2 separate regions of the Homo sapiens genome follow, and region 1 is linked to region 2. A link is a contact called in ENCODE Hi-C or POLR2A ChIA-PET data. All regions are on one chromosome and are shown on one strand. The core of a region is the stretch at or near the end of the contact, and the rest is flanking DNA. Distances in the headings are between cores, read along the strand shown.

Evidence for each region. A loop is a pair of places that touch in the nucleus more often than their neighbours do. ChIA-PET counts read pairs that join two places held with the same protein, here RNA polymerase II (POLR2A). Pooled maps may share reads with other maps.
Region 1: a pooled map shows a loop between it and region 2 (2.1-fold over the local background). The contact joins the promoter of MRPL40 here to the promoter of CLDN5 in region 2. A Hi-C loop is called at or near these places in 2 of 50 pooled maps. POLR2A ChIA-PET finds 5 or more read pairs at or near these places in 6 of 52 experiments (A549, A673, GM12878 and 3 more).

What each region holds. Positions count from the first base shown.
Region 1 is chr22:19,430,042-19,436,704 of GRCh38, reverse strand. It overlaps MRPL40 (mitochondrial ribosomal protein L40), which reads right to left and starts at 4,160. Exons shown (of 4, transcript NM_003776.4): 1 at 4,098-4,160; 2 at 3,357-3,440; 3 at 1,811-1,969; 4 at 630-1,067. The coding sequence starts at 4,150. The coding sequence ends at 743. It overlaps HIRA (histone cell cycle regulator), which reads left to right and starts at 4,972. Exons shown (of 25, transcript NM_003325.4): 1 at 4,972-5,265. The coding sequence starts at 5,229. RefSeq lists silencers at 4,086-4,395, 4,686-5,085 and enhancers at 5,370-6,117, 6,066-6,135, 6,376-6,505.
Region 2 is chr22:19,520,367-19,527,504 of GRCh38, reverse strand. CLDN5 (claudin 5) reads left to right here and starts at 3,095. Exons shown (of 1, transcript NM_001363066.2): 1 at 3,095-4,478. The coding sequence starts at 3,250. The coding sequence ends at 3,906. It overlaps CDC45 (cell division cycle 45), which reads right to left. Exons shown (of 19, transcript NM_003504.5): 19 at 6,897-7,024. RefSeq lists an enhancer at 4,480-5,412.

The sequences.
Region 1 (6,663 bases), core at 2,911-5,410, 92 kb after region 2:
TGTAGTCTCGCTCTTTCACCCAGGCCGGAGTGCAGTGGTGTGATCTCGGCTCACTGCAAGCTCCACCTCCCAGGTTCACACCATTCTCCTGCCTCAGCCTCTTGAGTAGCTGGGACTACAGGCGCCCGCCACCATGCCCAGCTAATTTTTTTTGTATTTTTAGTAGAGATGGGGTTTCACTGTTAGCTAGGATGGTCTCGATCTCCTGACCTCATTTCGTGATCCACCTGCCTTGGCCTCCCAAAGTGCTGGGATTACAGGCATGAGCCACTGAGCCTGGCCTGGTGAATTAATTTTAATTCTGGCTGGGCGTGGTGGCTGATGCCTATAATCCCAGTGCTTTGGGAGGCCAAGGTAGGCGGATCACTTGAGGTCAGGAGTTCGAGACCAGCCTGGCCAACATGGCAAAACTCTGTCTCCTAAAAATACAAAAATTAGCCACGCGTGGTGGTGCACACTTGTAATCCCAGATACTCAGGAGGCTGACACAGGAGAATCGCTTGAACCAGAGAGACAGAGTTTGCAGTGAGCCGAGATTGCGTCACTGCACTCCAGCCTGGGCAACAGAGTGAGACTCTGTCTCAAAAAAAAATTTTTTAAAAAAAATTCTAACACAAGACAAAGGAGCATTTTGATTAAACCAGTATTTATTAACAGCATGCCTGATTCTGTGGAAAGCAGACTTGAACCCTGGTCATTCCTACTCTCAGGGGCAGCATGTTAAGGATAGCAGCCTGCAAGTCTATCTCTTAAACTCCACTTGTGTGTACACCTTGGTGATGTCATTGTACCTGCCTTCAGGGGGTTGGTAGTTAGGGATCGGTGGTGTGTAATGTGGCCCTTCCTTCTCAAAGGGGAACAGGTTAGGATCCCGCTTGATGGCCTCAGCATGGAGCTTCGGGGATTCCAGTTGCAGTTCCTCCAGAGCTTCCTGCTGGGCTTCTAGCATAGCCCTGATGGTGTCCCTCTCCATCTTACGCTCTTGCTGCTTGTACAAGGACCACTTCTTCAGAAGCAGAGCTCTCCTCTCAGTCTCCTCAAAGGTGAGCTCCACCTGAGGCCGCTCTCTGCAAAGAAGCTAAGGGTTACCAATCTCACTGGCATGTAAGTCTGTGACTGCAACTGACACAAGTATTCCCATTGCCAGACACAGACAGGACTTAGGAGATAAAACAAGTTTGGGACAAATTAAGAAATGGAATGTTGAATGTGGCTGCAGCTGCAACTGATGCTTGGAACCAAGGTCATTTGCTCTCTGTCAAAAGAACAGATGATCTGAGGAGACTGGTAGCACTTCCTCTGCCCAAGCAAATACTCCCTTGGGTGAGAGAAGACTTTTAACACCTGCCCCTTTATAGATGGTGCACACTGCTTACAAAACGGCAGCAGGAGCTGTTAACCCTGCACACAGTAGAATCCCAACAAATACCAACCAAAGATATCTGCATGATAAAACAGGAGGCCAAGGGTTTTCTACTGTTAGGATGAGGCGAGGGCTTCAGACTCCAGGCCCAAGGGATCAGAAACAGCCAAGACTCCTCATGCATGACAGCAACAACATGAACTCCAGAGCAGTGCTTAAGCATCTGGATTATTAGATGTCTTAGGTTCTTTCCCACCCAGAGCCATTCAAGAGTACCACCCAAGGATGCTTTCTCCTGCTTCCAAAAGGAGCAAGGACTCATTAGGGCCAAGTCAGCTCAAGCCTACTGACCAATGACTATCACAGGTGTGAACTACAGACACAACTACCTGAAGTTGATATTACTCCTTTGTCCTGAGGACTTCATCCCTAGAGAAGGATCCTTACCTTGCTTTATCCAAGAACTTTAGAGGGGTAATAAAATCTTCAATAGGAATTAGCTCTTGAGTAGCCTTTTCCAGTTTTCGGATCTTCCTTTTCAAGCGCTCCTTTGCTTCTTGGTCTTTTTTAGGATCTACCTTCTTCTTTTTTCGAAGAGGTTCTGATCTAATAGATAAAGCAAATATTAAACATTTTCCTCTTTGGTCTCATGAACCTACTGAGAGACAAGATGGTAAGTACCCCATACTGACCTCTCCACTGGGGGAAGGAGCTGTGCATGACTAACTCATGAGCTCAGCGTGGTGAGGAGGTACTCCACCCCACAGTACTTGTGAGAACTGTGTAGGTGCCATCAATTACAAGAAATAGTACAAAAGCAGCCGGGTGCAGTGGCTCAGGCCTGTAATCCCAGCACTTTGGGAGGCAAAGGCGGGCAGATTGCCCAAGGTCAGGAGTTCGAGACCAGCCTGGTCAACATGGCGAAACCCTGTCTCTACTAAAAATACAAAAATTAGCTGGGTGTGGTGGTGCGCACCTGTAATCCCAGCTTCTCGGGAAGCTGAGGCAGGAGAATCACTTGAGCCTGGGAGGCGGAGGTTGCAGTAGGACAAGATCGCGCCACTGCACTCCAGCTTGGGTAACAGAGCGAGACTCTGTCTCAAAAAAAAAAAAAAAAAAAAAAAAGTACAAAAGCAACAAGAGGCATCAGGGTATAAAATCGGGAAGTGTTCCTCTTTATTGCTGGGATTCAGGTGTGCCTTGGGATTACACTCAAAAGTGAAAATACCAAACTGTTAGATTAGAAGCTTATTACTATTAAAATTGATTTGTGGACTGGGTGCGGTGGCTCAGGCCTGTAATCCCAGCACTTTGGGTGCTGAGGTGGGTGGATCACCTGAGATCAGGAGTTCGAGACCAGCCTGACCAACATCCAACATGGTGAAACCCCGTCTCTACTAAAAACACAAAAATTAGCCGGGCGTGGTAGTGGGCGCCTGTAATCCCAGCTACTTGGGAGGCTGAGGCAGGAGAATTAGTTTAACCCAGGAGGCGAAGGTTGCAGTGATCCGAGGTCACACCACTGCACTCCAGCCTGGGTGACACAGTGAGACTCCATCTCAAAAAAAAAAGAAAAATCAAATCCTTTACTATCAAGATTGACTGAATCAAGTATCTACAAAGAGTCGAGAGTGCCAGATGGAAATACCTTTAATACTTGCATCTTCCCCACACTCTCCAGGGCCTCCGAATGGGCAGGGAAGAGGAAGGGTCATGGAGAAACAGAAACTTAAGCTGTGTCCTTTAAAACACACAAGAATCCCTTCAAGGAGAATACTTACTTCTTGAGAAACTGCTCAAATTTTAAAAATTACAAACAACAATCTATGGTTTGGAAAATGTTGGAAAAACAGAAAAGCATCGGCCTAAATTTAACTGAGAAACTTTGTAGGCTGTTAATTTTGCAAACCACACATCCAGCATTCTTGCTTTGTTCTCTACACATAGACTGACACCTTTACCCCCAGAGGTCAGGCCCTCGATTGAGTTTTACCTCATGGGAATGAGTTCCCAGAAAGACAACAATGACGCTCGCTGGTGAGTCTCTCTAAGCTGCGTCTGCCAAGTTCCCAGAAGCCTGAAAGATACAAGAGTATGTATAAATATCTGCTTCTCCAGGCTAGGCGCGGTTGCTCACGTCTGTAATCCCAGCACTTTGGGAGGCCGAGGCGGGTGGATCGCGAGGTCAGGAGTTCAAGACCAGCCTGGCCAACATGGTGAAACCCCGTCTCTACTAAAAATACAAAAATTAGCCGGGCGTGGTGTTGGGCGCCTGTAATCCGAGCTACTCGGGAGGCCGGGGCAGAACTGCTTGAACCCGGGAGGCAGAGGTTGCAGTGAGCCGAAATCGCGCCACTGCACTCCAGCCTGGGCGACAGAGCGAGACTCTGTCTCAAATAAATAAATAAATATCTGATTCTCTCCCACTTCACAGGAAAATAAAAAATTGCAATGCTCCCAAACCCGGGGCACTTCTAACTACTTGATATGACAGCAAGGTCAACGTGGAAGGTTTTTCAAAATCTTTCGTTCAGACCACAGAGGACTTAAGCAGGACCGCTGCTCGCCAGGGTGCTCAGATTTTCATGCATAAGAGTCACGACCAGATGGCTCATCCCTGAGATATTCGTGGACTGGGAGGCGAGCAGGGAGCACAGGCGAGTCCTGGCGGACAGTCGCGAAGACCCCGCACGCGCCCTGGGCACTCCGCTATCCGGCCAGCGTCCGCACTCACCCGCTAGTCGGGCGCAGGGCTAGCGAGATACTTCGCAGCACGGAGGCCGTCATGGCTACCCTCGCCGCTTCCGGGCGTGCGCCCCTCCACAGTCCGGCCCGCGGTGCCCCCTGCTGAGGTCCGGCAGACCAGGCGCCCAGCGCTCAGGCGTTCCGGCTGCGTGGGCTGGGACGCGCCTGTCCCCGCCCCCGACGCAGCCCCGCCTAGGGTGTCAGCTGCGCACACACGAGGGCCTTGCGTTTCACGCGGCTCGGGGTCCTCCCTTCCGTCCCCGCCCTGTGCTGGGAGCGCGCCTCTGCAGCGGGCACAGTCTAGCCAGTCAGGCCCTAGCCGGTTGGTCGGTCTGCGCCCTCGCGCGGGCCTCGGCTCCGCAGTGCAGCCGGAGCGGCCGAGGGGGCGTCCCTCTGCTCCTCCGAGTCCAAATGTTCATGTCTAGGCAAACGGCCCCGATCTTCTAATAAACGCGTCCGCCCCAGCCTCCCCCACCAGGGTTGGCTCGTCCCCCGCATTCGTTCGAGTCCGAAGCCCGGATCGCATTCCGGCGCCGGCGCGGAGCCCGGCGCTCGCAAGATGCCCAATAGCGCGTGTTGATGAATGACGGAAGCTAGTTAATAAGTCGGACTCAGACTGGCGAGGCAGAGCTGGTGACGGGCGGTCCACGCCACCTGGGCCCCGCCTGCCTCTGCGGGCGGCCCGGGTTGCAACTGCAGGCCCCGCTCGCTGTCCGCCGTCCAGGCGAACCGCCCTTTCTGGGGCGCCCGCGCCCGGGCCCGACCCGAAGCCCCTGCCAGCGGAGGAGCCGGGGCGGCCCAGTCCGCGTGGGGAGCGGTTTCCCGCCGGGGCGATTTGGCAGGTGCGCGCCGTGACTTCCGGCGTTGCCCGGGAGCCGCCTGAGGAGGAGCGGCGCAGGGGATGCGGCTGTGGTGGCGGCGGCGGCGGCCGAGCGCGGGTGGCGGCTGTGGCGGCGGAGGGGGGCGCGGGCCGGCGATGGCGCGGCGGCCCTGAGGGCGCGGGGCGGGCGGCGGCCGGAGGGCGGGTGGCGCGGGAGGAAGCGGCGGCGGTGGCTCCATGGCCCGGGCGCGCTGAGGGACCCGGCGCTCGCCTCAGCCCGGCGGCGGCGGCGGCCGAACAATGAAGCTCCTGAAGCCGACCTGGGTCAACCACAATGGTGAGTGCGCGCAGGGGTCGCGGGAGGCCGAGCCCGGAGTCGGGTCGGGGTCTGGAGTCGAGTCGGGGCGCGCGCAAGTCCTGCCTGTCTCGCCCCTGACGCCCGGTACCCGGTGCCCAAGCCAAGAAGCCGGCGGGAGCGGACTTTGTCCTCAGCGCGGAGAGGCTGGTGAGCCCCAGCACGTGCTCCGGGTTGACCGCAGCGAGGGCCATCTTCGCCCCTGGCTCTTGCTCTGAGTCTTCCGCTGCCCACCTGTGGTCCTTGGAGGGGCCGCGGCCTGGCTCCCAGGAGCGGGCCTTGGTGCCAGCCAGTGCCTTCCACTGGTCTGCATCGCCCGAGAAGTGCTCAGACGGTCCTGAAGGTGAAACCGGGATGAAATCCCCCTTGTGGCCTTTCAGTGGCAGGATGAAGATCCGAAATCTGCAAGAGGGACTGTTACTGCCCCTCTGGATCTGGGGACAGTGCCCCCAGTTGGGGAATTGTGGTCCCTAAATAGGAGGGTTTGGGGGCCCCGGGCCCCCGCGAAGGATCCACGATTAATGCTGAGCTGGGACATCAGGGTGAACTAGGGTTGGGCAGATAGGGCACAGGTGTGTTCTAGCAGAGGGGCTTCTTAGCTCTGTGGCAGTGGCTCCAAAGCACACCCTTGGGGAACGGACTCATCCACCCCATATCTTGACTCTGATACAGAGAGGCTAGTGGTAATCAGTTTCGTCATAGTTCTGCCTTGTTGGCAGAACTGCTGCAGGAGTTGGTGTTTGCTCCCCGGGTAGATGAAAAAAGCGCGCCTCCCCCTCCCCCACCCCACTCTGCTGACAGCACTGTAGCACAGAAATCAACCCAGGGAGACTCCTCCAGCCCAGGGCCTGATTCTGGCCTGTCTGACTGTTGACAGGCAAAGGGTCACCCTGATGCTGTCTTGTTCCTCATTTCTACTTTGCAGTGCGACTACAGGGTGCTACCGTTTTCTTTAGGAGCGAGAATAGATATTTTAACATGTGGCTTTTTCGTTTTGAATTTGGTCCCAGGATGCTCTCTACTACCACAACTAAACTGAACTGATCATGTGTGTGTTCTCCTCCTGCCACCTCTCTCTCCTTCCATCTTGTGTGACATCTTTCCCATTTTTCAGGGACTAGGTTCACGTGTTTCTTTTGAAACTGTTCATCCTGAGTTACCCCGGTAGATGTGCTGTATCACTGTCTGTGTGTTTTGCCTGGCATGGAAGGTGTGAGGGTACTTTCCATATGCCCCCAGGGTAGGGACTGCCTCAGTCCCTTCTGTATGCCCTACTGCATTGAACAACCTCTTCCACATGATGGGTATGTGATAAATATTGGCTAAAACAGGTAAGAAAGCTGAGGTTTTCATAATTTATCAAGATGAAGTTAGGTTTAC
Region 2 (7,138 bases), core at 1,846-4,345:
AGTGCTCTGCCCCAAGGGCCCTTTACCAGAGATCAGGGGTTTGTGTCCCTGCCTAACCAGGACACCTCCGATCTCCACCTGCAGGCCCTGGACCACTGTGGCACTGTGGACACAAGGCCGCTTCTGCCCCTTGGACGCCGAGCCCCTTCCCACCTCTGGGATCTTGCACTGGCTATTGCTTCTGCTCTGCCTGGAACTTCTTCCCCGGATCCCTGTGAAATGTCACCTCTTCAGAGAGGCCTTCACCACTGTCTTTCCTGCCCAGTTCTTGGTTGATAGGTTCCTGTCAGCTCCTTCTGGGCAGGAGCTTCTTGTGCTGTGTGCTCTGCCTAGAGACAGTGCTTGCCACGAAGTAGGTGAGCAGACCCTCCATGAGTGGCAGGAAAGGTGGGTGCACCCTCATGCCCCTCCGGAGTCTGGCCTGGGCTACTCAGAGGCCAGCCTCCATCTGAGGTGGGTTTGTCTGGGGTGGCGTCAGCCCCTGCGGCCCTCTCTGGGCCTCTCTGCATTGGCATTGTTCCACTGCAGCCTGGGGCCTCGACCAACATAGTGGGGTCAGGGTAGAAACCAGATTGTGAAAGGTGAAGCCTGAGACTCCTCTGCCACGTCCCTGAGATGCTGTGAGGCTGCCGCCAAAGAAACATGAGCTTGCTGGGGCCACCCTAGGGTGACAGCTAGGAGAGAAGAAAAACAGGCAGCCAGGTGAGAAGGGAGAGCCTTGGGCTGGCTGCAGCTCCAAGCTGGCTAGAGGGCAACAGGCAGCCTCCTGTGCAGGACAGACGCATGAAGACAGCCACCCTGTGGAGGTTATTCCTGGATACTAGGTGGGAAAGTCGGCAAGCAAAAGGACAGGTCCAGCTCAAGCTTCTAAAAGCAATGCTGGGGGACGGTGCAGCAAGGTGTTCCTGGAAATGACCTCGGCAACACATCTTAGAAGATGAGCAGGACCCAACCTGACAGATACACGCTGCGGGCAGAAGAGGCCAAGGTAAGAGACGGCCCATGTGAGGCCCATAGGCAGGTAAGTCTCCTGGGGCAGAGTGTGTGCTCAGGGCCGCACCAAGACTGGTGGCTGGACTGGCCAGTCCTAGCGCATGCAGGTACACATCAATCCAGCTGCTCTGGGAGTCGGCTCTTCGTCCATGGGCAATGTGAGCCATGGAGGGTCTTAGGTAGGGTGAGGCCCAGGAGAGGGGCCTGGTGGGGTGGGTGGCCTAGCTGGGCAAGGGCAGGTCCCTGATGACCTGAGGAGGCCGCAGCAGTCATCCCAGGAAGATGGTGGCATGGAAGGGCTGGGAGTAGGGGGATCTGGGGAAGTTCCCTGGGCTTGGGTTAGGGGGTAGTAAGAGTGAGAGGGTGGGTGGGTCAGCTGTACCCCTGGAGTACACAGAGGAGGAGATGTCCAGGAGGGTCTGTAGAGGAAGGGGCATGGCCCATGGGTCTGCAGCAGGAGGAAGGCAGTGACTAAAGTGATAGCTGGGAGAAGGCAGTGGTCCTCAGAGCCATACCTGGTGGGGAGAGGCCACGTGGGGCTGAGCAAAGAGGGTATGATTTCCTTCCAGCCTCAGGGCTGGGCACACTTGCCTTCAGAACCTCCCCACACTAGGTGAGCCAGACGCTGGCCTTATCTCATTTACCATCTCAGAGCCATCTGAAGGGGGAGAAGGGAACCGGGCCCCAGGAGGGAGAAAGTCATCAAACCTCCCACATCTGTGACCAGCCTCAGTGCCATACTTTTTCTATGGAGGGCCCTGTCCAATGGAACTGAGCACAGACCAGATAAAAGAACTGGGCACCCAGTGGCCTCAGTCCAGGGCCTGGAGTTCAAACTTTACTGGAAACAAAGGGGCCGAGAGAGACTGGGGAAAGAACTACTAGAAAGGGGCTGGTGCCCCCATGGGGCTGTGGGTTTTGGAGCCGCGTGCCCCCACCTGAGCCTCAGGGGGCCCGGAGTGTCCACACCAGTGGACCTTTCGAGAAATGGCTGGGCCATTGTGCAGAAGAATGCCCGGAAATCCCGCGCCTCCCTCCTCCAGCAAGGATGGGGGCTCTTCCTCCTGGCCAGGAAACTCCAAGTTGGCTTCCGGAGGGTGGCCTGGGGGCTGGGGTGCCAGGGACACCATCGCCACTGGTGGGAGGGCAGGGCACAGCCCCTCCGTGTCCCTTTGTCTCTCCTGTCTGAAGGCCAGAGCAGGCTGCTAGGCCTGGGGCCACCACTGCCCCTGGGTGCTACACCCAGTGTGCTGGGTCACTGGGAACTTCCTGAAGTGGTGTCACCTGAACTGGGCCCCCAAGGATGGGGTGCGGGCAGTACCGCAGGAAGAGGAGCAGCCCCTGTGAAGATTGAGAGGTCTGGGAAGCCCCTGCGGCTTGGGAGAGTGGGGGTCGCCAGGCAGGGGGAAAGCCCCTGTGCCACCGCTTTTTGCCAGAGACTCAGGCTCCAGAGAGGCAGTGAGTGGCATGGGGGGTGAGGCTGGGGCCCTGGGCCTGACCTCCACACGCCTGCCTGGCCTCTCTGTTTGCCATGGGATGAGAGAGACAGTGCTGGGACTCAGAGCGGGGCTGGAGAGTGAGAGTGCGAGAAAGGGCCTGGGTGGGGCTTGGACCCCGGGGCGGGCTTTCTGGAGAGCCCCCCTACGAGGGCCTCTACGGCGGTGACGGGGTGGGGGGCTTCTGCAAACCTTGGTCAGGGAAGTGGAGCTGGCTCGAGTGGAAGAGACCACCCGGCTCAGTCGGGGATGTGGGAGTGGACTGGGTGGTGCAGACTGGGGGTCGAGCGCCTTCTGAAGTGACGGGGCCGGGACGCGCAGGGAGGCGGCCCAAGAAGCGCGCCCTAGGCCAGCCCAGAATGCGCTCGGCCGCGACTAGGACAACGGCGGGTGGGGCTGGGGGCGGCTGCCGGGCGGGGAGCGGTCCCGCGCCCTCAGCTACCCCTCAAGAGCCGTTGTTTCCCTAACTTCAGCTGCCAGAGGCTCTGTGATTGGCTGCGGCACGATGACCCGCGCACGGATTGGCTGCTTCGGGCCGGGGGGCCGGGCCCGGGGGACAGAATCCGCCCCCGAACCTTCAAAGAGGGTACCCCCCGGCAGGAGCTGGCAGACCCAGGAGGTGCGACAGACCCGCGGGGCAAACGGACTGGGGCCAAGAGCCGGGAGCGCGGGCGCAAAGGCACCAGGGCCCGCCCAGGGCGCCGCGCAGCACGGCCTTGGGGGTTCTGCGGGCCTTCGGGTGCGCGTCTCGCCTCTAGCCATGGGGTCCGCAGCGTTGGAGATCCTGGGCCTGGTGCTGTGCCTGGTGGGCTGGGGGGGTCTGATCCTGGCGTGCGGGCTGCCCATGTGGCAGGTGACCGCCTTCCTGGACCACAACATCGTGACGGCGCAGACCACCTGGAAGGGGCTGTGGATGTCGTGCGTGGTGCAGAGCACCGGGCACATGCAGTGCAAAGTGTACGACTCGGTGCTGGCTCTGAGCACCGAGGTGCAGGCGGCGCGGGCGCTCACCGTGAGCGCCGTGCTGCTGGCGTTCGTTGCGCTCTTCGTGACCCTGGCGGGCGCGCAGTGCACCACCTGCGTGGCCCCGGGCCCGGCCAAGGCGCGTGTGGCCCTCACGGGAGGCGTGCTCTACCTGTTTTGCGGGCTGCTGGCGCTCGTGCCACTCTGCTGGTTCGCCAACATTGTCGTCCGCGAGTTTTACGACCCGTCTGTGCCCGTGTCGCAGAAGTACGAGCTGGGCGCAGCGCTGTACATCGGCTGGGCGGCCACCGCGCTGCTCATGGTAGGCGGCTGCCTCTTGTGCTGCGGCGCCTGGGTCTGCACCGGCCGTCCCGACCTCAGCTTCCCCGTGAAGTACTCAGCGCCGCGGCGGCCCACGGCCACCGGCGACTACGACAAGAAGAACTACGTCTGAGGGCGCTGGGCACGGCCGGGCCCCTCCTGCCAGCCACGCCTGCGAGGCGTTGGATAAGCCTGGGGAGCCCCGCATGGACCGCGGCTTCCGCCGGGTAGCGCGGCGCGCAGGCTCCTCGGAACGTCCGGCTCTGCGCCCCGACGCGGCTCCTGGATCCGCTCCTGCCTGCGCCCGCAGCTGACCTTCTCCTGCCACTAGCCCGGCCCTGCCCTTAACAGACGGAATGAAGTTTCCTTTTCTGTGCGCGGCGCTGTTTCCATAGGCAGAGCGGGTGTCAGACTGAGGATTTCGCTTCCCCTCCAAGACGCTGGGGGTCTTGGCTGCTGCCTTACTTCCCAGAGGCTCCTGCTGACTTCGGAGGGGCGGATGCAGAGCCCAGGGCCCCCACCGGAAGATGTGTACAGCTGGTCTTTACTCCATCGGCAGGGCCCGAGCCCAGGGACCAGTGACTTGGCCTGGACCTCCCGGTCTCACTCCAGCATCTCCCCAGGCAAGGCTTGTGGGCACCGGAGCTTGAGAGAGGGCGGGAGTGGGAAGGCTAAGAATCTGCTTAGTAAATGGTTTGAACTCTCTCCCACCTGTGTCCTGTTCTCTGTCCAGCCATCTTCCGTGTCCAGCAGCCCCATTCATCACCCACCAGCCCCGCCCTCCCAAGGACTCCTGTGGAGACCTCCTCCCAGGGCTGGAGGCTGGGGCTCTTTTCCCCATCCTCCCTGCCACCTTCCCACCAGGTGGGAGACACAGCCACCACTTACTACAGCCCAGAAAGGCGGGATCTGCGGTCAGAAGAGCTGCTGCGTCATGGGGCCCTGGGGCCCGGGATGGGACAGGGGCGGGGGCAGCGGCAGACCCCAGCAGAAGATGCGGGGTGAAGCGCCCTCAACACAGGCTGGTGAGTGGGGGTCCTGCGGTGTGGGAAGTGCTGGGGGTGAGCAGCCAGGCCGCTGGCTTCTCCCAGAAAGGGCCAAGCCCCACACAGCACAGGGTGAGGTTTTCCACTGCCCTCTCAGGGCTTGCCTAGTCCCAAGCCCCATCAAGTGGCCACAGAGGTCTGTAGAATCCCCGACCAGGCCCTTTCCAATGGTGGGTGGGGCAGGAACAGGGGTGAATGCAGGACACGCCGGTCAACAGTAGGGTTGCCATGGGAGGAGGTGCTGGCAGCTGGTTGCCTGGAGTACCACAGCTTGGCTCTAGCCCCTCGTCCTGGCTCCTCTGCCAGTCCCAGCGCAGCTCCCTACAGAGCCTGTACCCACCCTGCTGGCCTGGCAGCCTGCCCAGAATGGTGCTCACAACCAGCACCTGTGCCAGCCCCTGCTGGGGGCACTCTGGGTAACCTTCCTCCTCCAGGGGCTGTGTGGCCTGGGAGTCAGTGCTGGCCCCTGCCAGGCACCTCGGAATGGGGGTGTCTAGAGCCATCTAACATAGCCACTGAGAGCTCACTGTTTTTAGCCTTGTTCTAGGCACTTTGAATTAACACATTTTTGACATTTGACATAAAGCTAGAAGCAGAAGAGAGCAGCTGATGAAGGGGGCATGCTGCAGGGAAGAGCTCTAAGCCCAGCCGGAAGGGAGACTTGGTATCTGCCCCAAACTGGACTTGGGGGCCCTGCCCAGAAATGTCTGGGCCACATCCAGTGGCAGGGAGTCTCCTAGGTCTGGCCAGGCTACCATCATGGAGCAGTGGGAGAACCCCAAGAATGCAGGCTCAGAGTGGCTTAGGGCAGCTGCTGGAATGTGTGGCAGCTTCCTGGGAGCTGCTGTGGAACCAGCCGGTGGGATGAGTTACAGGGAGAGGGGCCCCACGGTGCAGAGGTCCTCAGCAGGCCTGACCTGTACCCCACCTGGGCCTGTACAACAGGGACCAAGAATAGTCCCCAAGCTTGGGAGTGTGTGATCCCAGAGCTGTGGCCCTGGGCAGAGCCAAAAACAATGGTCCTTACACTCTTGCACCTGGCCACCGGGACTGGGTAGTACCAGGTCTGGTGTGTTTGGTCAGAAGCTGAGGCCCAAGGCTGCCTGGGAGGGCATTCCTAAGAAAGCCTTTTCCTAAGAAAGGACAGGCACGGGGCTGGGCACGGTGGCTCACGCCTGTAATCCCAGCACTTTGGAAGGCCGACGTGGGCGGATCACAGGGTCAGGACATCAAGACCATTCTGGCCAACGTGGTGACACCCGTCTGTACTAAAAATACAAAAATTAGCTGGGCGTGGTGGTGTGTGCCTGTAATCCCAGCTACTCGGGAGGCTGAGACAGGAGAACCACTTGAACTCGGGAGGCAGAGGTTGCAGTGTGCCGAGATCGCACCAACTGCACTCTAGTCTGGTGACAGAGCGAGACTCTGTCTCAAAAAAAGGAAAGAAAGGGCATGGAAAGGAAGCTGCACAGCCTTTGAATTTTCCCAAATGGCCAGGGTAGGCAGCTCAAGGGTCCCGGGAAGCTGTGCAAACCACCAGAGGTGAGGGGAGGGGCCCAGCCTCCAGTCCAGCTCTCACCCTTTTGTGCCCACTGCCCTTTGCCAAGGGCTGCACCAAGACCAGCCCCACCTACCTGTGTGCTCTTTTCCAGGCCACTCTTTCTGAGCTTTTCCCCACTGACTTAAAACCTACCCAAATCACTCCTGCCTTCAAAGACCTGGAAAAGAGTGCTGGATGGTGAGACCCACAGGTGGAGGGATGGCTGAGAGGGTGGACTTGCTATGTGGCTGAGGCCAGGTGGACCAGAGGAAGTGGTAGGTGGACAGAGCCAGGTGCTGGCTGGCACCACCAGGCAGTGGCCGGTGCAGGTGCTATGAGGAGGCGGGGATGCCGAGGGGTCCTGACCTCTGTCCACTGCCACCCGGAGGGCCTGGAGGACAGAGTAAGGAGATCTTGTCCTTGGGGCCAATCCCCATGCTGATTTCCTGCCAGGCACTGAGGGCTCCTGGGGCCCAAGACCCACAGAAGGCTCAGAGCACACTCAAGCACTGGCCTCGAGACCAGAGCCACAATGGGGACGGAGCCTAAAATAAGCATTTTATTTAATAAAAAATGGCTTCTACATCTCAAATCATGTCCATAACTTACAATCTAAATGAAAGCCAGTTACATAAATAAGAAGGTCATTCTGGAAGAATCAAATTCTAGAAAACAAAACAAGAAAAAACAAGTTTCAAACGATGTTGATGTGCCACCGAATTGAAGAAACTGCCCAGGCGTCCCCTCTGGGTAGTGCTGCTGAGTAGCCAGGACTGCTT